Linked DNA regions of Homo sapiens: regions 2, 3, 4 and 5 are each linked to region 1. A link is an interaction called in ENCODE POLR2A ChIA-PET data of the cell type or tissue named here. Cell type or tissue: CD4-positive, alpha-beta T cell. All regions are shown on one strand. Links, peaks and the distances in the headings refer to the core of each region. The heading gives the core; the rest is flanking DNA.

What was found. ChIA-PET counts read pairs that join two places held together with the same protein. Peaks named below come from ENCODE experiments on the same cell type or tissue, not always from the same donor. Only the 100,000 strongest peaks of a DNase experiment are listed, where the experiment ranks them.
Region 2: POLR2A ChIA-PET joins it to region 1 with 14 read pairs; 19 of 35 experiments call an interaction of 5 or more read pairs at or near these places.
Region 3: POLR2A ChIA-PET joins it to region 1 with 25 read pairs; 16 of 35 experiments call an interaction of 5 or more read pairs at or near these places.
Region 4: POLR2A ChIA-PET joins it to region 1 with 25 read pairs; 26 of 35 experiments call an interaction of 5 or more read pairs at or near these places.
Region 5: POLR2A ChIA-PET joins it to region 1 with 10 read pairs; 10 of 35 experiments call an interaction of 5 or more read pairs at or near these places.

What each region holds. Positions count from the first base shown.
Region 1 is chr3:141,310,038-141,314,445 of GRCh38, forward strand. LOC124909441 (a long non-coding RNA gene) reads left to right here. Exons shown (of 4, transcript XR_007096119.1): 3 at 1,600-1,719. Among named protein-coding and RNA genes, the nearest start is that of ZBTB38, 56 kb to the right of the region's middle. RefSeq lists an enhancer at 1,603-1,792. In CD4-positive, alpha-beta T cell, for the core only: a CTCF peak has its summit at 1,915 (motif pointing right); DNase peaks (open chromatin) are centred at 1,824 and 2,364; H3K4me3 peaks cover 1,764 bases; H3K27ac peaks cover 1,190 bases.
Region 2 is chr3:141,409,687-141,414,094 of GRCh38, forward strand. The region is part of intron 5 of ZBTB38 (zinc finger and BTB domain containing 38); the gene reads left to right. Among named protein-coding and RNA genes, the nearest start is that of ZBTB38, 43 kb to the left of the region's middle. RefSeq lists an enhancer at 121-210. In CD4-positive, alpha-beta T cell, for the core only: no CTCF peak of the experiment used is centred there; DNase peaks (open chromatin) are centred at 1,315, 1,855, 2,695 and 3,935; H3K4me3 peaks cover 1,826 bases; H3K27ac peaks cover 4,000 bases.
Region 3 is chr3:141,399,774-141,404,181 of GRCh38, forward strand. It overlaps ZBTB38 (zinc finger and BTB domain containing 38), which reads left to right. Exons shown (of 6, transcript NM_001376113.1): 5 at 4,154-4,258. Among named protein-coding and RNA genes, the nearest start is that of ZBTB38, 33 kb to the left of the region's middle. RefSeq lists silencers at 2,293-2,602, 2,683-2,972. In CD4-positive, alpha-beta T cell, for the core only: no CTCF peak of the experiment used is centred there; DNase peaks (open chromatin) are centred at 2,568, 3,198 and 4,028; H3K4me3 peaks cover 2,307 bases; H3K27ac peaks cover 1,413 bases.
Region 4 is chr3:141,450,253-141,454,660 of GRCh38, forward strand. LOC124906291 (a long non-coding RNA gene) reads right to left here. Exons shown (of 2, transcript XR_007096120.1): 2 at 1-4,344. Among named protein-coding and RNA genes, the nearest start is that of RASA2, 35 kb to the right of the region's middle. RefSeq lists a silencer at 914-1,086 and an enhancer at 1,880-2,019. In CD4-positive, alpha-beta T cell, for the core only: CTCF peaks have their summits at 1,947 and 2,148; a DNase peak (open chromatin) is centred at 1,969.
Region 5 is chr3:141,384,328-141,388,735 of GRCh38, forward strand. ZBTB38 (zinc finger and BTB domain containing 38) reads left to right here. Exons shown (of 6, transcript NM_001376113.1): 4 at 2,545-2,610. Among named protein-coding and RNA genes, the nearest start is that of ZBTB38, 18 kb to the left of the region's middle. RefSeq lists an enhancer at 3,229-3,458. In CD4-positive, alpha-beta T cell, for the core only: no CTCF peak of the experiment used is centred there; a DNase peak (open chromatin) is centred at 2,554; H3K4me3 peaks cover 3,161 bases; H3K27ac peaks cover 387 bases.

The sequences.
Region 1 (4,408 bases), core at 112-4,111:
TGCCTCAGCCTCCCAAGTAGCTGGGACCACAGGCACCTGCCACCATGCCCGGCCAATTTTTTTTTTTATTTTTAGTAGAGACAGGGTTTCACCGTGCTAGCCAGGATGGTCTCGATCTCCTGACCTCGTGATCCGTCTGCCTTGGCCTCCCAAAGTGCTGGGATTACAGGCGTGAGCCACCGCGCCCAGCCCCAAGCATCATCTTTGAAGCAGAGAGTAAGCCTTCACCAGTCCAGTCCTTGATCTTGGACTTCCTTGCCTCCAAAACTGTAAACAATATATTTCTGTTACTTATAAATTACCTAGTCTAAGGTATTTTGTTAGAGCAGCCTGAATGAGCTAAGACAGAGGGCAATCAGGAAACTGATGTTCTGATCTTCTGGTGAGGTTCTTAACCAGGGCCCGACATATGGGTTTCAATTTTGCTTTCAAAACAGTGTGGATGTAAAGATGTGTGTTTATCCAGGAAGAGGGTTCACAACTTTCTTTGGATTCTCAACAGAATTCAGCACACACGAAATATTATGTTCAGAGCTACTGCTCTGGGAATAAGAACCTCAGCAAACACATTTCAGATAAGCAAAGCCCTTGTCTGAATTCAAGCCCATTTCTATCTCCCTCCCATCAAGCCAGAGTGGCAGAAGATGACTAGGAAGAGTCAGAGGACCTTAGAGGAGGTGGATGTAGCCAAGAGAAAGGATAAAGGCTGAGCTGTTTGAAGTTTCCAGAGAGGACTGAGGAAGTCAACCTGGGTCCTTCTTGTGTGGAGGTCACACTTCGCCCAAGATAGCAGAGGCCGTTTAAACTGAGATGGATATATTTACCCTTTGTTTGATGCCAGGAGTATGTGATCATGAATTGTTATGTGGCTGTGTGTACTACATACCGGTGTGTTCACAAGGGTAGGTATAACTGAGCTGTGTGCATAAGTGAACGAGTGGCCTTTGGGTTTAGTGTGAGCATCTGAATGGTTTGGTGAAGGGATGTGCACGTGCATCTTTAACCATTTACCCATCAAGCCTCTCATTAAGTTAAGACAGGTTACGGAAAAGAATTCCACTAGGTGAGAGTATCTGCAGACAGGCCTACAGCCCACACCAGAAAACTGGGAATCCTCAACTCGCCCCACTCCCTGATCCCTCATCATCCACTGAATCCATGCTGCCACTCCCACCATCAGCCCCCATCAACTCTCCCTGGGCTGCTGCTCAGCCTTCAATGGCCTCCCCCAAAACCCTTCTGAATGAACTGCAGCAATAGTGATGACGGTAAAATGACTTTTGGGTCACAGCGCGTCTCCCCTGAAGCGAACAACGGCTTTCCATTGTCGGAGGATACTGCCCATCTCCTCAGTCTGACTCGAGGGCTCTTTCAAGGTCGACTCTGGGGTAGTGAGGTCCCCGGCTTTGGGCGCGTCTCCCCTCAGTCGGCTCGTATCCCACACCCCTTCCCCCTTGGATGCCTCGTTCTCTGGGGCCCTTTGGCGCTGCCCCTGCGTCCCCATCATGGAAACTACCACCTGCTGCCTAACTGCCAGACGCAAAAGTGCCCAAGCCTGTCTCTCACGTTCCACCCCATAAACCTTCCCCACCCGACCAGAAGCCAGAGAGACCACAGGTCGAAGCAGGACCACGCAAGGACGCGCACGCCTCTTTCCCACGCCGCAGAGCGATAGAACCCGCAACAGGAAAACGGAAAGGCCGTGCGCCGGAAGAACAGGTAGGGACTACGACTCCCAGAAGCCTCTTGACAAGGACTACATTTCCCAGAAAGCTCCGCGCGGTTCCCACCCCGGAACTGCCTCTGCTTTCGAAAGCGGAAGGCGGGCCAACCGGGCAGGGAACAGGGTTTCTGAAGGGATAGACCGGTGGGCGGTGTCGCCGGGTGTCTACCTCCAGGGGTCGTTCGTGAGCCAGAGAAACCCGGACTTAGGAAGGAAGGGGCCTGGCCACAGCCCTTCCGCTGTTGGCTGTGCATTGCCCTTATTCCCAGCTCATTCTCTGTCGTTGAGTCGAGCAAGGAGGGTCAGACAGAACCAGGTCCACCACGTTTGTGTCTTTCCGCCAGGTGAGACTTTTACTGATGCTATTCCAGTCATAAAAGCCAGGAGCTACATGGAGTTCCCAAGGAGGCAATTCCCCTAACACTACCCGCTCACTCGCTCACTCCGTAGTCAGAGCCATAGGCACACAGGCTTCAGCCACTACACCAAGTCAGTATTGCAAAGCATACAAAATAGTCTACTTAGTCAACATGTTAAATGTTGTAGATTAAATATTCCACATCAAGCAGGGTAACATTTAACATCAAGAGCAAAGGAGATAGATAGGAAAAGGGGTTAACAAACTAGTCCCAGGAGAGACAAGGTGTCCTGGCCTCAATGTCTTGCAAGGAAGAGTCTTTGATGTGGGCAAAGCCTTAGGCAGCAGATGCCGGGTGTTTATCATGGGCGACAGCAAGATAGGGTCTGTTAAGACGGCCATTTAGAGCTAGAGAAGTCCTGCTCTTTTTATGGCCACGGGGGTCTTCTGGTGACGACTGATAGTGAAGGAGTGTGCCTGTTTATGCCCGTATTTGGTTGGATACACTCTTTTTTGGTTAGGCGAACATCGGGACTCTGTTGGCATGATGCCTTTTGAAACGTAAAGTGGAGTCTTTTGCTAAGATGGAGTTACTTATGTCAAGGGTGTTCTATACACTCCCTCTGCCTGCTCTGGCTTTGCCTGTGGCCAGTACTTGCTCTCTGCCCACCTCTTGGTGTCTCTAGGGGGTAGAGGCTGGTGGCTAGATGGTCTGTCCCTCGCCCTTATCTCCAGTCCTGCATTGCTTATCTGCCGCTTGGAGGCGGTGACCATCTTGACTCTAAGAGCCAAACCCACAGAGCCCTACATGTGAGTTCCACAGCTCTTCTACTTCTGGCTGTGGCTGTCGGAGGAGGGGCTTCAGGCGGTGGAGACAGGCGTGGACAGTAGCTGGGGGGTGGCGGGGAGATCTGTGGCTCCTGATCTGCCACCTCTGTTCCCAAGAAGATAATTTTCCTGTGGCCTGGGCTCATCCAGCTTATCTTCTCAAATGCCTGAGTTCTGTAGGTGGCCGGCCTTCTTCCTCACTTCCTCCACTCCCAGCCTTATCCCTCAGACCCTAGCAATGGGCCCCATGGCATATTTTCACCTTTCCCCTTTAGAGCCACTTAGAGGACCTGTCGAGAAATAGACGTAACTGGATGAACTAAAACAAGGATGAGGCAGAAACAACTTTCCATAAGACATGTCCACCAGTGTGCCATGTCAGTTTACCGTAACCATGGCTACACCCGGGAGTTCCCGCCTCTTTCCATGGCAATGACCCGATGACGCAGAAGTTACTCCCCTTTTCCTAGAAAATTCTGCATAAACCAACACTTAATCTGCATGCAATTAAAAATAGGTATAAATATGACCATAGAACTGCCCTGAGCAGCTACTCTCTGCCTATGGGGTAGTCCTGCTCTGCAGGATCAGTCATGGAGCTGTAACACTGCCACTTCAATCAAGCTGTTTTCGGCTACCCTGCCACCAGCTAGCCCTTGAATTCTTTACTGGGCAAAGCCAAGGAAAAAGCCACATTTTGTGGCTCTCCTGTCCTGCATCACAACCGCTCCTAGGGAGCTACAACCACTGGTAACTGAGTGTCTTCTGACAGACAGTTTCATGAAGTACAGGCTTCCCAGAGGTGCCTGTCCCTTCTCCCATGTTGCTCCATGTTACCACATTTCCTACCTGGGTAGACCTTTGGAGATCCCTGAGATCCTTTTAGGGAATCTGCAAGGTCAAAACTGTTTTCACAATAATACTAAGTTTTATTTGCATTTTTCACTGTAGTGACATTTACGTTTAAAATCATAGGTAAAACTGCTGGAACCTTGGTGTGATTCAAGGCAGTGGCACCAAACTATATTGGCAGTTACTGTATTTTTCACCAGTATACTTGTAGGGGAAGGGGATGGGAAAGCCAGTTCCACTTAATGTCCTTAATGAAGCTGTAAAGAGTATTCATTTTACTCCATTTTGAGCCTTGATTACATGACGTTTAAATATTTTGTGTGACAAATGGGAAGTGCGCATAAAGCAAGTCTGCTGCACACCAAGGTATTATGTCCTGAGGAAAAGCAGTTCTGTGCTTGAGTTCGTAGCTGAACTAGACCTTTTTTTCTGGAAAACACCTCTTTTATTTTCATTGTATTTTTGCAAACTTTTATTTATTTATTTATTTTACTTTAAGTTCCAGGATACATGTACAGAATGTGCAGGTTTGTTACATAGGTATACATGTGCCATGGTGGTTTGCTGCACCTATCAACCTGTCATCTAGGTTTTAAGCCCCGCATACATTAGGTATTTGTCCTAATGCTCTCCCTCCCCTTGTCCCC
Region 2 (4,408 bases), core at 288-4,287, 100 kb after region 1:
AAGCCTTTCTTTTAGAGTAAAACACCAATGGAGTTCCACACTGATCAGATCAATCAATTTGTGTCTTGCTATAGCTGTCACTGTCACTGTGCTGGGCTAAATGTTCCCAGAGCCTATACCAGTTGAAAGTTTAAAACTGCTCCTTGGGGGATTGCCCAGAGGGCTAAGTAAATGTTTGTTGATTACCCTCTGAGGCCCTGAGGAACTCTACAGGGGGCTAGGAAAATTGCCCAGAGCCCCTGCAGGGCTGGGTTGGGGTGAGAAGAAAGACATTCGTGAGAATCCAGAGGGGAGGCCTAGGAATTGTTCCCAGCATGACTTTGCTTGTTTGGTTTCCTCACCTATAACCAAAGAAGGTTTTGCTCAATGGTGGCTGTTTCCTTCCGGCTCTAAGGTGTAGTACTTTATTTTCTTTTGAGCAGAAAAGCAGAGGTGCTGGGACAAGCAGGGGCAGGGACTCAGTCTGAGGTCTCCCAGGGGTCTCAATGTAGTAGCTCCCTCCTGTCCTCATAGATATGCCGATATTAGCCAGACTTTGGGTTCTGCCTTTAACCCTCTACACTTGAGGAAAGTGCATGAATTTAAGGGTGGGAGATTGTCCACTTTTGAGGGAATGAAGACTCTTACAGAAGGATTGGGACAGGCTGGTAATCATGGTTTTCAAATTTAATGCTTACAAGGAACCTGGGAAATAAACTAGCCCGACCTCTTTGCATTCCAGATAAGAAGAGTCCAGAGAAGTCTTAGGACTTGCTCAAGGCCACATCATTAGTGGCAAAGTGGGAACAGAACCCACTGTCCTAGGCCCAGTCTGCCAGAAAAAGGCAGGTTATCAGAAGAGCAGGAGATGGCAGTCAGCAGCAAAGCTTAAAGAAGGACTGGCATTGTCCCATGAGAGCAAGCTGACCATGACATCTGCTGGGCTTCCAGCAGACACACGCAGTAGGACACCGTGATGCAAAGCTTCCGGTCCAGTTGGAGCCCTTGGGTTTTTGCCAATTAAGATAGTCAAGCAAATTTATTTTTGACCTGGGAGAGACAGAAGGCTGTTTTCCATCTTACAAAAGCATTTCTCCTCTCTTATGTAAATGAAAATTCCTAAGCTGTATTATAACTTAATATTGAAAGAAATTAAAACATTTACGCAGGGAGAGAGGAAGACCCAGCTTGCGCACCCCTATTTTTCTGGCCACTACTGTGAGTGTTCATACCAGGATGCATTTTCATGAAAAATCCAGTGGCTGTTTAAGTCCTGGAAGGGTATCTTGGGATTATTTCAGCAACCCGTGAAGGCAGGCTTTGTGCAAGGTGAGACAGATATGAGCTGTCACTTCCTGCTTTGTGAGTTGGATATTGTTTCTAGGCCCTGTTTTATTTATGTTATTTTTCCTGTTCATGTGTTAGAACAACTGACTGTTTGTAGAGTTGATGACAATTAGATAATAAGACCACCAATTCAGTCCAAACAAAGATGAATTCATTATCTTGCCAGGCAAGGGAGACCCACATATTCAGATCAGTCTCCCCATACTTTTGTGCGTTTTCATGTAAGCATGGAGATTTCCGATTAGTTTTAATAGCACAGTGATTGGCTCCTAGACACCTAAATGAGGATTTCCTTTTTGAAAAACCTACTCAGCATTCTGATCTGTCCCTGCTTAAACCTATTTAGTCTGGTCTTATAGTCCCTGACTTGAGCCCAAAGAGCAAGGTTTCTCAAGGTCTCTGTGCAGGTCTTTGATGCTCTTTCGTGGAAGAGATTTACAGTGGTTACAGCCATAACCGGTGCCTGTGGCTGAACCATGCCTTCTGTAGTGTGTTCAGCCCTTCCCTTGAATTAATGCAAGTTCCACCTTTGCTTTAATGGGAGGGGACAGAAGGACCACTTTGAGGAAGCGGAGGCAAGAAGATAGTCTGCAAAAGCCATGACGTGGCACTGAAATGAAGCCCTGTGTAGGGTTTTACTCAGACGTTAGAGAACTGGCTGCCCCTGAGTGCTGTGCTAACTAGGGAAAGAAAAAAAACCCTGACCTTTAAAATTTTTCCTGTGAAGGTCTAGCAATTCTGGAGTGTCTTCAGCGACTACACAGTGTAAAGCAACTTTTTGCACAGAAGCACCATAAATTACCTAAATGGAAATTTGCTTCTAAGTGAAGTTCTTACCCTGTCTGTTGGATATTTAGTATTGTCAATATTTGTTTTTGTTTTTGACATTTTCAGGAAACCAAGAGCTTTTTGTCACATTTGAAGAATCTCTTTTAAGAGTTTCTTTTCTATTTATAATGCGTTTCTGATAAGAAGATTTGCACCTTTCTCTATTTTAGAAAATACTTTTTGAGGTCTTTTGTTTTTCCTTTTATGAAGTTTAAATAGTTGTCTTAACCTCCAATCCTAGCAACTCCCTTACATTAAAAATGACCTATATTTTTTTTCTCCCATGAGGTTCCTTTGCTCAGAGAGAATAAGAAAAGTTCTGGTAATTAGTCACTGTGGTATTCTGTAAACAAATACTTTGGAAGCTATGATTTATGTTACTGGTCGGGAAGAAAAAAAAATGGTTTTGTGTATCTCTAGACGATTACCCTTGTGAAAGGCAAGTGCCTCGTATTCCCAAAAGGTCTCTTGGGTGCCCTGTTTGTTGTGTTAAGGTCTCTCAAAGCCGGTGGCCATTTTCTGCGAGCTGAATCCCTGTGTGAAACTCCTCCCACTGTGAGGTCTACGAGCATTTGTTTTCTAAAATGAAAGCACAGGCAGAAACTCAAGCTATTCTACAGAACAGTCTGTTCTTTTGATTTTTTTTTTTTTAGATCAGTATATTTAAAGCATAATTTTTCTAAACAACATATTGCGAGTGTTTACCTGCAGTGGTTTGGAGTTTGTTTGGGGAGTTTTAATTATTTTTTAATGTAGACAACTTATTTACCAACATCATTGCTCCTTCTGCTCAGATAATTCTACCCTAAACCAGGTGAATAGGGGAACTATGTAGGCACCTGACTACTGCCAGAAACTTTCCTTCTGTTTCTATTACCTTTCTTTTGGGGTGAAATTGGCAACAGCTCACTGGAACTTAGCTCCCTTAATATTCTTTCTCCCTCCCACAATTTTTTCCACTCGGTTTTTTTTTTTTATCTGAACCATTGTTCATCCATTTGAAACACTGGCCAGAGTTTTTGTCGCTTTTCCATAGTAGGAAAGCCTTTGTGCCTCTCTTTGTACCTCAGACCTACTGGTGGGCTTGCCGGACAGCTCTGCCAAGCGCCTGCGTCTCCTGAGCCTATGAAGAGGCGACTTTCACAATCCTGTGCTGCCTTCGAGCTCTGTGCTGCCAGGCCTGGCCTCCCTCCAGAGGTCGTAGTGTTGCCAGCAGTGGCTTCAAACTGGAAACATGGGAGGAGGAATTGTGGGAAATGGGGAAGAAGAAAATGTTTGTGCAGGGAAAGTGTGTACGTGGACTTAAATAAATATCTGAGGGCCCAGGCCCATACAGATGATCTCTGTACGCTGGTATTTTGCGCCTGGAGCCAGGTGTCTGTTGACAGTGGGGAGGAGGTGGGGAAGACCCAGCCGGCCGAGAGCCTCAGCCACCTTCCTGCAGGAGGTCCTCACACCCCAGACGGTCAGAATGCTCCCCAGACTGAGGAATCAGCTGCACATCCCCCTGATGTCTCTAAAGCTGAAATCTGCTTCCTGGGTTTAGCCACCATTTTCATTGAGCAGTTCTGAGGATTCCTTGTGGGTACTTGTGATCTTGGTGGAGATGCTTCATGGTGTTGACCCTATTGTTTTGAATACCTGACAGCTGGATGGTCCAGGCCCTATTTCTATGATCTGTTTTTTGGAACTGTTGTATTTGTGTGACACAGTGATGGAGCATGATGTCAACTCCCACATACTGTAACCCAGGAAGGAGCATGATGTCAGCTCAGGATACCGGAACCGATAAAAACTCAGTGAGTGTTGCTTCCCCCGTTACACACCTGCTCATGATGACTTGTGGGATGCTTGTTTTAAAGGAGAGCTGAGTGCCTCTGATAGAAAATCTGATTTCATGAAATGCTTATTAGGAGTTAAGTACCCCTTTTTCTTGAAGCTTGAACAGACTTTATCATTAATGTGACTGACTGGAGCAAAGTGAAGAGTTTGATACCTGCCACTCTGTCTCTGAAGATTTACGTAGAGAAATTTTCCCCATAGGAATGGACAAACTAAAGGGATCCTTAAGAAATAGTATGTCACCCAAATATATTCTGTGGTAAGGCTTCTCAACACCTGTTCTTCATTAGGACGGAGCACTCTGAGAGTTTTGAAAACTTGAATACTGACATCTCATCATTTAAATTTTAGAAGGACAATGACTCACAGTACAGAGATTAAAATTTCACAGGCAGAACAAAACCTACATGTG
Region 3 (4,408 bases), core at 161-4,160, 90 kb after region 1:
GTTAGTAAGTGTTAAACTGGCCAAGAGTCCTAGTCAGAAGGTGCAAGCAGGCAGTTGTAGGATAACAGAAACCTGTGTGGAGATTAAATGAATGAGGTAGGAAAGCCTTCTAGAAAAGGCCCCTGGAAAAGGATAAGGAAGCATATTGTGGGAATAGTGAAGAACTGGTGGAAATTTAAGAATTTAAGAGAGGAGATAATCTTGAAAGTCTTGCTTTTTTTTTTTTTTTTTTTTTTGCAAATGTATTGAAATGAGAAGTATTATAAAGATAGAGGAAACACATCATGTTTAGTGGTCTTGAAAATGATAAACTTTTACAGAAAAGAAAATAATTATGACAACTTGGGCCCTTCCTGGAAATTTCCAGATAGTTCCCCATACTCAGAAGAATGATTAAGAGAGAGAATCTGTGACTGGTTATGAGGAAGGATGGAAAATTTTGAAGAACGGGTTGATTATGTAATTTTTAGACTGTGTTGTTTAAAACTGTTGCTGTGATATTTTAGTTATTAATAACAATTTGGGGAAATCTAGCCACTTCTGGAGAAACATTTGGCTCTAATAAGAAAGAAATGCCACTGTTTGTGAATTCCCAAGTGGATGTAAAGACCCATTCACTTGCTAAGCCTCTTAGGAAACCCAGAGCCGGTTTTACCCTTAACAAGCTGTTGACAGAGTCTGGTCAAGGTACCACCTGGAACATGTTAACAATACAAAAAAGTGGATATGGATTCAGACCTGTGTTTCAATCCCTTTATGTCACTCACCATGTGACCCTGGCAGATTACCCATGGAAAATTTCTAGGGTGTAAAGGTTGTTTTACACACAGTAGCTATGATTCTCACTGTTTGGATGGTAGGAACTTAGAACTCTGAATACTTAACTTCCAGTACTAACAGCAGCCACAACAGCCTGCAATCATAGCGTGCTTACATAATACCAGGTACTCTTGCAAATGCTTCATATGTATTATCTCATTTAGTTCTTAAAAAGCCCTACAAGGTAGGCACTAATATTAAAATTAGTCCCATTTTATAGATGAAGAAGGCACGGGAGTTGAGCTAACTTGCCTAAAGTGGCCTTGTAAGCAACAAAGCTGGGCTTTAAACCCAGGCAGGCTGAATCCAAAGCGGAATTGCCTTGCCCTACCACCTCCCACCTTCCAGTCACAGGGAAACACAGAGAGCAATACTGCATACTAGCACTTCCCAACCCTGGTTCCTAATCCATGTGCCTCAGTTTTCTTGGAGGTCTTTGAGTAATTTTCAGAGTTTCCAAAAGTTTCAGTGGAAACATACAAACATGCAATTATTAATAGATCACAAATTTTTTAGGTTGGAATCCACTATTAACAACAGGTTAGCTCAGGTTTTGAGAAAGCTCTGATTGGTAATTGCATATACAAAAACATTGCAGGTTTTTGTTTTTGTTTTTTTTAAGTGGGAAGATGAATCATTACTTAATAAATGCAGTTTAGTTGAGTAGATCTTTCTGAACACATGGCATATGGAGGAAGAATAAAGGGTGCTTGGCTTTGAGGAGGTTGGGAAATGCTAATATACATGTGTATGCATGTTGCCCAAACTGTCGGCCTTCAAAACTCTTCCTTTTATTTTTAAATAACATGATTATTTAATTTGACCTGGAGTCAATATATTTTTCCCTCATTATTTAAAATGTTTTGTTGGCTTTATATTTAATATTGGAATCTATTCATCAAGTGATCACATTCTTAAAACATGGTCAGGAACTGGGATGCAGAATTGCAAGTACTGTAGATTCCTGGCTGAAAACGTAAAGAATTGACTTTTTAATCCTTTTAAGCTGTGGCCTTGAATTTTTTTTTTTTTTAAGAAAATTTAAGAATAAGACTCTACTGTCAAAACACAGGGAACATGGACGATTTAAAAAAAAAAACACCTGTCCATTATTCGTGCATTAGCTCCACATGGCCAGCTTGTGGCAGGCCCTCTCTGAATACTTTTTCAATGAGCAGCCCCTGGATCTTGGAAGAAAGATGCCAGCGGCCAGGGCCCTTCATTTAAAGAAGAGGACTGGGTCTTTTGCGTGAAATAGTTTCTGTGCCACGTTGGGAAAAATCTATCTAGGCCTCTCTTGACGGCCATGGAAAAAACACAGGTGACTCCTTATTCCTGAGAATTTGATGCAATTGAAACAGCGACTTTCTGCGAATCCAGTGTGCATAGTCTCGAACAGGAGCCCACGGACCCTTCTGCGGCCCGAGGCCTTGTTCTGACAGTCACCAGGCTCTGTGGCCCAGAGTCCTAACTGCGTTGTCCTTCGGCAGGTTCTGAATTGTGTCCTCCCTGAGGAGGCTGAGGCCGCTGCCTCCTTGGTGGGGGGCCCCGGCTGGCCACTGGGTCGGGCATGGGGCCTTACGGGGCCCTCACGGGTCCCGCCGCCGCCCTCCTGAGGCCTGGTCCTTGGCGCCGCAGTTACCCCAGCCCCGGGCCCGCGGGGCTGCGGGTCGGGCCGACCTCCTCCCGGACGGGCTGCGTCCTCTGCCCCGCGCCGGGGGCGGGCCGGGCCGGCAGAGCCGAGCCGCCGGCGTCCATTTTCTGGGCGGTGCTGTGCAGCGCTGCGGCCGGACTCACGGGTCCGGAAGCACCATGGACCCCCGGGGAAACGCGCCGGCGGCGAAGGAGCCGAGCCCCGTAAGTGCCCCTCGCAGGGTCTTCGCGGGGCCGGGGGCGGGGCGGGGCGAGGCGCGGCCTGCGGGCGCGGCGCCCGTGGCGCCGCCAGCCCGATCGCTCCTCGCTTCTGGAGGGAGCCGGGAAGCCGGGCTGGGGAAACCCTCGCAAGGGTTGAGCTCTGCAAACGCAGCAGAACCGAGCTGCCCGCGGGGAGGAAGCGCCCGCAGGTGCCCGGACTCCGGGGCCCGCGCCCGGAGCGGGGCGGGGCGGGGTGGGTTCGGCTGGAGAGTGCGGGCAGGTTGCGCCGCATCCCGTGGCCCAACTGCGCGGCTGTGCTAGAGGGCGGGGGCCGAGGAGGAATGCGCTCCCGGGGCTGGGGACGTGGTGGGCTCGAGTCCAGCGGGCTCGGGCACTGCTTTGACAGTCACACCTCCCGTCTCCTGGATTGGGAATCGGACCCTAGTCCTGACCCTATGGGAACTTGATGATTTCCTTGATGCAACACCAAGCCCCTGGAATTGAAAGGGACGTGCAAAGGCAGGGACCTGCCCCCAGGGGTTTGCAGTCTCAGCCGCCTACTTCTGCAGTAGTAAGGTCTGCTCTGTTGGTACAACATACAACACAACCGCCCGCCGTTAGCCACTTTTTTTATAGGGTACATCATAAATCACCTGAGATTTTAGTCTGTCCGCGGTTCCACTTTATAACTCCTGCACTGCGGTAGGTAAGTGCCTAATTCCATTCTGGACGTTGGCCCTAATTGAGTATCCCTTCTAAGGATCGATTATAGGTGATATGTGTTATGGTGCCTTATACATATTTTAAAGGTTAAAGACTTTTCTTCTGTGAAGCTCAACTACTTGGTCAGATTCTCATGGTTACAAAATGTGGAAGAGTTTTGTCCTGGTTTCAGAGAAGCAGCTAGTGAGTCGCTATATCTAAGTGTAGCGTTTTTCAAGAGTGGGGGACCCATTCTAAGATTGTGGGATCAGTTTAGCGGGTTGCTACTGGAAATCTTCTTAAAGATATAGAATATATAGTACAATACAGAGAAGAATAGAAAAAATAACGTGCATTGCACATAGTAAGGGTAAGCATTGTTTTATGAGACTTTTGGTTTTCGGTTTATATAATGTAAATTTTTAAAACCGTGGGTCACTGTCTGAAATGTTTTTAAAACCCTGACTTACTGGTTAATAGCCCAGGCCTTGGAATCAATTGAATCTGGATTTGAGTCCTAATTGTCACATACACCAGCTGTGTGACCTTGAACAGGTTCCGTGGTCCATTAGAGTCTCCGTTTCTATAGCTGTAAAATGGGGGAATGTTCCCTACATCTGAAGGTTGTTATGAAGACAACACGAAACCACATATGTCAACCACTTTGTGGGTGTTTGACTTATGTGTTCAATATGTGCTAATTGCAGTTATTATTGTTGCTAAAAGATGAAATCCTAGCAGCTAGTCATGGGACACTGCACTTTTTTTTTCTTTTTAGATCTTGATGTGGAAGAAATGGAGGACTCAGAACCAAGGATTTCCAAGTGATTTCTTCCAAAGCACAGGAATCTCACTCTGTTAAAGCTGGTCTGTTCTAACTGAGGTAACTAAAGTCGCGTCTCTCCTTAGTCTACATGAGATAGGAAATGGTCTTTCTGAGGGACTCCCAAAGGGTATATGATTCAAGACAGCAATCCACCAAGTTTTGGGGTTACAAAGTGACCATGACACTCAAGTGATATGTTACTGGGAG
Region 4 (4,408 bases), core at 238-4,237, 140 kb after region 1:
TATATGACTTGTATGTAATTATAGGTGAAAGTATTTTATTCCAGTTAGAGAAACTGGTAAACAGACATTTTAAAGATGTAATAATGTGGCCGGGCGTGGTGGCTCACAACTGTAATCCCAGCACGTTGGAGGCCGAGGCGGGAGTTCAGGAATGGGCTGGCCAACATGGTGAAACCCCGTCTCTACTAAAAATACAAAACTTTAGCTGGGCATAGTGGTGGGTGCCTATAATCCCAGCTACTGGGGAGGCTGAAGCAGGAGAATCACTTGAACCTGGGAGGCGGAGGTGTAGTGAGCTGAGATCGTGCCTCTGCACTCTGGCCTGCACAACAGAGCAAGACTCCATCTCAAAAAAAAATAATAATGCTAACTTATGTAAAATTGTAATTAATTCATTCAAAATATACTTAATTTTTACTGCTGAACTAGGACTACAGAGATGTGAGGTAGCTTGTGCCTTTGAGGAACTTAAGTCTGGTGAAGGAGATTGATGAGACAATAGATGATTATAAAACAAAACTCTGAGCTCTTAAGAGGCCTAGAACCAAAGCAGAGAGAAGTGATACTGAGCGGGGGCTGGTGGAGCTGGGCTTCACCAGAGGCGTCGGGTCCAGAGAGGAGCAACTAAAACAAAGGAGCCACCGGGGAATGTAGGTTGTTCCAAAAGTCTGGCGTTTGGGATGATGAACCTGGAGAGGCACATGGGACACATCATCAGGGCCTTGGCTTTGCCAGAGTTGGACCTCTATCCTGACAGCATAAGGCAGTGGGCAAGCAAAGAAGGGGGCTGGGTAGTAAGAGATGAACTCAGAGAGAGTTAACACAATATCCAAGCAAGATGAGAAGCCTTTGGAGGACTTCAGCAGAGAGTGGAAGGATCTGATATGATTACAAGGATCACTCTTACTGCGTGTACTGAATAGACCACAGCCCGGGGCAAGGGTGGAGGCAGGGAGATGAGATAGGAGACTGTGGCAGCACAGGCGGGAGATGACAGTGGCTTGGAAGAGGGTGGGAGTAGTGGGGATGGTAAGAAATGGGTCACATTCTGGAGATAGATTTTTAATTTTGTAATGTGGAAATTTTCAAGCCTATGCAGAAGTAGAATAGTTTGGTGAAACCCAGTGTACCCATCATTCAACAATCAACAATTCACAGCCAATGTTGTTTCATCAATACCCTCACCTACTTTCCTTCTCCACTGTATTATTTTGAAGCAGATCATAGACATCATACCATTTCATCTGTAAATATGTCAGTATACATCTCTAAAAAGGTAAACAACATTTTTAATATAACCATATCATTACCATTCCTTAAAAATTAACATTTCCTTAATATCAAGTTCCATTCGTTAAAATTTCTGGTTGTCTCATCATTATATATATATTTTTTACAATTGGAATCAGAATCCAACTAAAGTCCCATACTACAATTAGTTGATATACCTGTCTTATAATCTATAGATTTTCTATTTTTTCCCTTCGCAATTTCATTCCGAAGAAATTCGGTGTTCACAGTCTAGGAAGAAACAAGGCAACTTCTTAGGTTGGGTTATGTTCTTCCATTAGGAGGTACACTCTGTGTGGCTTAGATATTGGATGTATTTTGAAGACAGATCTGATAGATTTGCTAATGGTGTAGATACCAGGGGTTGAAAAAGAGAGGGATCAAAAATGACACCAAGGTTTGGGCCTGAACAATTAGAAGGATGGTGTTGCCAACAAACTAGATACCTGGGTTGGAAGTTCAGAAGAGGAGACTGACTTGAGGTAAGGATTTGAAAGTTGTATTTTATTCATTCAAAATATATTTGAGGTGGGAGTACAGCACAAGAATGGCCAAAACAAATAGTCCCTGGAGCCTGTGACATAGTGGGGAACACAAAAGGCTAAAAAGCTGATTATTTACAACCATACTAAATGCTATGCAGAAGGGCTGCATGGTGCTCTGAGGACATCTAATGGAGGAATGTAACCTAGTTGGGAGGTTCAAGGGAGGCTGTCTTTGAGGAAGTAACTTTTTGTTTTCAGACCTAGACCTGAGGAAGTAACTTTTGAGCTGAGGTCTGAAAGATAAATAAGAGTTGAAAGGAGAGAGAGTTTCTAGGTTGAGGGACTAACAGATATCAAGGGCAGCCTGTGGAGGGAACACAGTTCTTTGGAGGCCAGTGGTGGCCAGAGTACAGAGAAATTGATTTAAAATCAGACTAGAGGACAGGAGCCATACCATGCAGAACCTTCAAGGTCATGCCAAGAATTTGGATCTTATTCTTAAGATCCAGAAGATCTTAAGAGCATCAGAAAGCCATTGAATTATTTAAAGCAGGTTGGGACAAGAAGAGGTATATTTAATCAGTTTTGTATTACAAAAAAGTCACTGTGGCTGAAATGTAGACAATGGCTTGGAAGACAGTAGCGGCCAGAAGTAGAGCAGTTAGGAAGCTACTGCAGTTGTGCAGGCTAGAGATTATAGTGGCTTGGATTTGTTAACTGGAAAAACCTTAAACAAGTTAAATGTAACAGAGTTTAATTGAGCAAAGAACCATTTGTGAATTGGGGACCCCTAAGAACCAGAATAGGTTTTAAGAACTCCAGCCTACAACGTAGTCAGGCAGCATTTATAAGAAGAAAATGGAAGAAGTAAGGTACAGAGGCAGCTTCATGGGCTACAGCTCACTGTTTTGCCTTATGTCAATCAGTCAGCTGTCTGAGATTGACTGAAGCTCAGCTGCTGAACTGAGACTCAGCTGTTAGTTTAGGCATTTAGTTAGTTTATGCAACTAAGTAAGGTTGCAGTTCATTTTGGACTTGAGTATGAAGGCATCCTTAGGCCAAATTTAGTTTAGTTTAACTGATGATGTGATTGCAGTGAAGATAGAGAGAAAGGGGAGGATTTGGGAGATACTTAAGGGAGAGAATCAGCAGGACGTGATGTTTGATGATATATGGGAAGTGAGGGCTAGGGATGGATCAAGGATAGTCTTTGGGTTTTAGAATTGTTGAAGCTAGGAGTGCAAGGTGTCCCGTCCATGAAGCTTGTATAGAGAAGGAAGAATCCAGAAAACACCAACACAAATGACCCCTGACTTCTGAGGTTTCCACTTACAACTTTTTGACTTCATGATTATGCAAAAGCAATACACATTCTGTAGAAACCATATTTTGAGTACCCATACAAGCATTCCATTTTTTACTCAGTACAGTATTCAATAAATTTCATGAGCTATTCTACACTTTATCATAAAATAAGCATTGCATTGGATGAGTTTGCCCAACTGCAGGCTAAAGTAAGCATTTGACCCACATTTAAGGTAGACTAGGCTAAGCTATTTGGTAGATTTTTTTTTTTTTTTTTTTTTTGAGATGGAATCTCGCTCTGTTGCCCAGGCTGGAGTGCAATGGTGCGATCTTGGCTCACTGCAACCTCCGCCTCCCGGGTTCAAGTGATTCTCCTGCCTCAGCCTCCGGAGTAGCTGGGATTACAGGCACGTGCTACCATGCCCGGGGAATTTTTGTATTTTTAGTAGAGATGGGTTTCACCATGTTGGCCAGGCTGGTCACAAACCCCTGACCAGGGGGTTAAGGGGCTTGCCCAGGCCAGACAGGACCAACTCTGAGCCTTTTGGTCTCCAAGACACTGTTTTCATCCCCACCTACTTATTCCACATTGACTAAGGTATTTTTTGGAAGAACCTAGAGCTAAAACAATAAAAAATACTGTCCTTTCCTGAAAATGAGTGTTTATTGGCCTGAGACTCTAATACTTTCAGAGACCTAGGTCATTCCTTTTTTTATTCGACATATTCTGTATGGCAACTAGTACTGCCAGGCGCTATTCTAAGCATCTAATGAAGATTAACTCATTTAGTCCTCATATCACCCCATGAGGGAAACACTATTATCATTGCCAACAATGTTTAGTTTGGTTATCTTTTTGCTGCACGGTGTCACAAAACAGTGGCTTAAAACAACCATTTATTATTATTTCACATGGTTCTGTGGTTTGACTGGGATCAGCTGGGCAGAGCCTCTCACGCAGTTGCAGTTAGATGGTGATGAGGCTGGAGTCATCTAAAGGCATGACCAGGCTGGCATTAAAGCAGCCACAGCCCACCCAGTTTCAAGGGGTTGAAGGTGTAGACTCCAGTCCTCAGTGGGGGAGTCACAGACACTTACAGGGAGGGAAGGAATTGATGGCAGCCATCTTCAGAGGTAAGCTACAACGACGGGTCATTCCCAATGAGAAAACCAAGCACAGAGAAGTTAAATTACTTACCAAAGGCCATACAGCTGGTATGTGAATAAACAGAGTTCATCCCAGGCAGTTGTGTTCCAGAGCCTGCTAGGAGAGGCAAAAGGGATTGGAGCTCAATAGCGCAGCACGGACTCTCACAGCAGAGTCAGAG
Region 5 (4,408 bases), core at 134-4,133, 74 kb after region 1:
AGCCTAATATGGATTACTGTTGTTGTCACTGTCATTTATTATTCCCGACAGAGGAGGCAGATGACTTAGTTCTATGTGGTCAGAGTTGATTCCATAACATGTATATTTAGCCTACATGATAATAATTTGCGAGTATTTTTAAATGAATGTCTAGCTTTCAAACGTCATTGATGGGGAATATCTCAACAGACATGAAGAGCATTCAATGCCTAGGTGTTTGCGTCAACCTCCTCCCACCCCACTCTAAGGACTCTGCTTCACAGATGACCGTATATTGAATTGGTGCCTTATAACTCAGCGTGATCATCTCTCTAATTCTCGACCCCCATGGTAAAGGAGGAATTGGCCTAAGGACACTCCATTCTAATTTTCTGACGCTGTCAATGCTAACCAGAGCTCATAGAGCAATGATGTGGGGGTGGGGAAGATGGTTCCACCATTGGTGTGAGACCAGGAGCTACTGTTTTCGTTAGAGCCACATTTATTTCTGGAGTAGTTGTGGGAGAGAGATGTACTCCAAAGAGAAGAGGACTCTTGCTATGGTTCAGGTATGACCCACCATCTGGACAACTCAACTCAGAGACTTTAAAGTGTATAGGATATAGGAGGGCAGGGTACATTCCATACACTAAGCTAAAAATCACTTATGCTCTGGGGCAGGAGATAGCATGAGAGCTAGAAACAAAAGATCCAGTTGTGAAACCTAGTACCTCAGCTAAGGTGTTTGAACATATTTTCTCTTTTAAAAAAATTCTGGGGAGCTTCAATGTGTTGCTAACCTGATTATTTTCAGCCAGTCCTTACAGAAGATTGAGGTGCTGGAAAACTAGCAACCCCAGAAAATATTAATTCATTTTTGCAAGCGTTAAAATTAACAACAGCATATTCAGTGATGCAATAGGCAATTAAAGACTTTTGGAGAGATAAGAAGAAGAAAACTATAAATATTATATATTCAAAATCAGTCTCAGCATTTTATAAAAATGTTGGCTTATGTCCAGGATCTAAGGGTGGGGGTGGGTATGGTTTCTTTGTAGCTATAGAGTGGAAAAGAATCTGTTCTATTTCCTTAAAAATAAAAGACTTCTTGTTTTATACAGCATGGCAAATAAAATGCTTTTTTGTTTTTTTACCTGCCGGCAGGATCTGGAGGAAATTTTGCTAGCAAGCTATGCTGTTTTCCTCTTTGGGGACCTGGTGACACTGGTTTTGCAGCAAAACCGTATTTGCTTATTAGGCATTTCTTAAAAATCCTGAATAAGCAGCTCTTTCAACAGTTTTTGTTCCACATGTTAAACATTTCATTGCAATTCGAGCTTTGAGTGTGTGTGTGTGTGTGTGTGTGTGTGTGTGCGCGTGTGTTGATAGGAAGGAATGAAAGGGGGTGCATAAGAATTCTTGAATGTTTTTTATTTAAAAAATTAATTCCTCACCATTACATATTGAACTATCTGCAGAAGGTGATTCCAATTTATTACATACCACCAAACTAGATCCCATCAATCTTGAGCAGTGGGGGTAGGGAGGTGGTTTTGAAGATGACATGAAATTTGGTGTTTGAGTAGATGAGATTTAATTTTCGGAAAACATTTCACTCATAAAACGGATATCAACCCAGTGTCAGCACTGACCTCCTGATGTCAATGTCATCATGCAAGCATAGCTAAAATAAGCCTCAAAGTAAAACAAAGAAACATTGCATCTCAGCACAACACGATTTCTTCTCTTACAGTATGTACTATCTATAGCCTTTTGGTATTCCTATTAATGGCTTGTTACTTTAAAATTTAGCTTTTGGAGGGGGAGGGAGAAGATAAATCATTTTGCATTTTCTGTGTTCTGAACGCATACAGTATGCTGCTGTAAGTCTTAGTATTATTTAGGTCAGTATCCTAAGGATAGCTTTAATCGTTCATGATGGTCAGCTATACAGCCAGAGGAATTCAGCATCAATTTATTTTTCTGTTCTGATTTTATTCTGCTTCCAAGTTTTAAAAAATCCATTCACATTTTAATAAAATTCTGAGGCGGTATCTGCCGCTCTGTACTGCAGATACATTTAGCAGGATACATTTACACTGCTTGTGGTTAAAGGTTATAGCACGGATACAGACAGCTGATCATGCATTTTTCTACAAGCCTGCCGGCACCATTTAGGATTTTGAAAAATAATCTAGAAATGCTATACCCTTTATCAAAATTATTTTTTACTTTGCAAGAGCTTAACAGTTTTGGTTTTTTCTTAGCAATTCTATAAAATTAACATCTATAAAATGCATCCCGGACCAGATACATACTGTATTGAAAGCTTTCTTCAGGAAGAGAATATGAGAGTGTTCTTTCCAGCTTATTTTCTTCCTTAGCAAAAGGATTGTTTGATTCTCAGAAGCAGAAGGACACATTCATTGTGGAGCAGCTCTGCTTAAGTGTATGAAATGCCTTCTGTCTGGTTGCAGAATTTGGAGTTTACTAAACAGTGTTTAGTGATTGGGCTCATCTTGCATCACCAGTTGATGACATTTTTCTTTGTTCCCTCCTACCCAGTTGAACCAAGACTCTGAGGCTGATATGCAATGTCACTTACAACATTAATCAGATACTGCATTTAAGGTGAGCTGTCCCTTGCCTCCTCCTTCCCCAGTGCTCGTGTGCTGCATGCAGTGCGTATCTTGCTTCTGCGAGCCTAAGATGGCAGGCAGGATTAGCCGTGCTTGTGCTGTGTGTGCATGCTGTGTCTAGAATTCATTACACGTTGCCTAGTATTTCAGATGTGAGTATGTAAATGCTCTGTATGCCATATCATCTGGTAGCGAAGACTTGTTTTTGCCTCATTACAGCCTTAGATATTTCAACATCACCTTTCATTTCCAATTCATTTGCTTCTGGATGTTTGTTTTTCATCACATTCAAAATATGATTTTACCTTTTTTTTTTTAACAAAACCAAAACCCCCCACAAACCCTAAAAACAAAAACAACAACAACAAAACTCTGCTACCAGATGGTGTCTCTCCTTTCTTCGTGCATTTGCTGTCTTTTAAATAATGTATGTTGTATTGTTAATTAATGTGAATATCAAATTAAACACTTGAAACTTACATGTTTATTATGCAGGTAGGAGGCAAGGTGGATTCTATTTTTAACTCTTATGCACTCCATCATGTGCAAGCAACTTGGGTTCTCAAATTTGTATTTTCAATGCTGGTATCAGTGGTTTGATTTTCAGCAAATGTGACAGTGGCCTTTGCAGTGGTCAGCTCCGAGCTTTGAACTCTCAGAGGAGGAAGGGGAAAAAAATTCAACACACCACCTCCTTGGTTGCAGTCTCAGAAAAACCTTGGATGAGAAACTTCTTTTTTCAATCCTGTTTTCCTGTTGATAAATTCAGTTCTGTGATCACAGTTCATTCAAGCTGTTCTGCGTATGATTTTTGTGTGTATGTGACAATTGCATCTAAAACTTGTGAGCAAGAAGACAGAGAAATCAGTTGGTCTCCATCGCTTTACATAAAAATGGCTGAGTGTCTTGTCATGCTAGCACTGCATTAAGTGATGCATACAGGTAGGTTGAAATTTGCATGTTTTTATAGTTTTTTTTGAGCCATGCAGCAAGAACATTAGATGCATTAGAATATGACTTTTAAAAAAACAAAAATTAAATAAGACAGCTGTAATCTTTTGGGGGAGGGTTTTTAATTGGACAGCCTCTGCTATTCAGATAGTATATAAATGTATAGCTTTTACAAACTTAGTAAATGATTCTGCCATAAAAGGGAGATTTTTTTTAAAAAAAAATCATATATATGATAGGTGTGGTGCCATTAGACAACAAAAGAATTTTTTGAAAAGAGTGATGATTCAGCTCCATTTCAGCTTGAAACTAAAAATAAATGGGTTTCTGGAGATGATTTCAAAGAGCGTAAACAAGCTTAATAAGAAACATTAAAAATATTTAAATTTTAAGAAGCGGTCTTTAAACGTGTTTATGAAAGATGAAAATAAAAACTGATATGCTTCCAAAATTAATTTTAGGTAATATACAAGAATACATTATATTATGTATATAATTTGGGGGGATGAGGAGTTACAATTTTTAAAGAGGGAAATATTAAATATAGATGGCCCTCTTAAAAGAAATAGAGCTTCACTAAATGAAACCGAGCCCCTAGAATGGTTCATTGCAGACCATATAGCTGTGGTTCTGGCACTTTTCAAAATAATTTCATGAGCTCTTTCTTTTGAACTTAACTTCTCAAATATATTTTAGTTTCAAATTTAACACTGGGCCAGAACCTGTTTCCTTGGTAACCAAATCGTATTTAAACATGTAATAACAGATATGCAAAAGAATGTCTTTAAAAAGGAAACAAATGTTTAATGAAAAATTTACAGTTCTTTTTCCTCTCATAT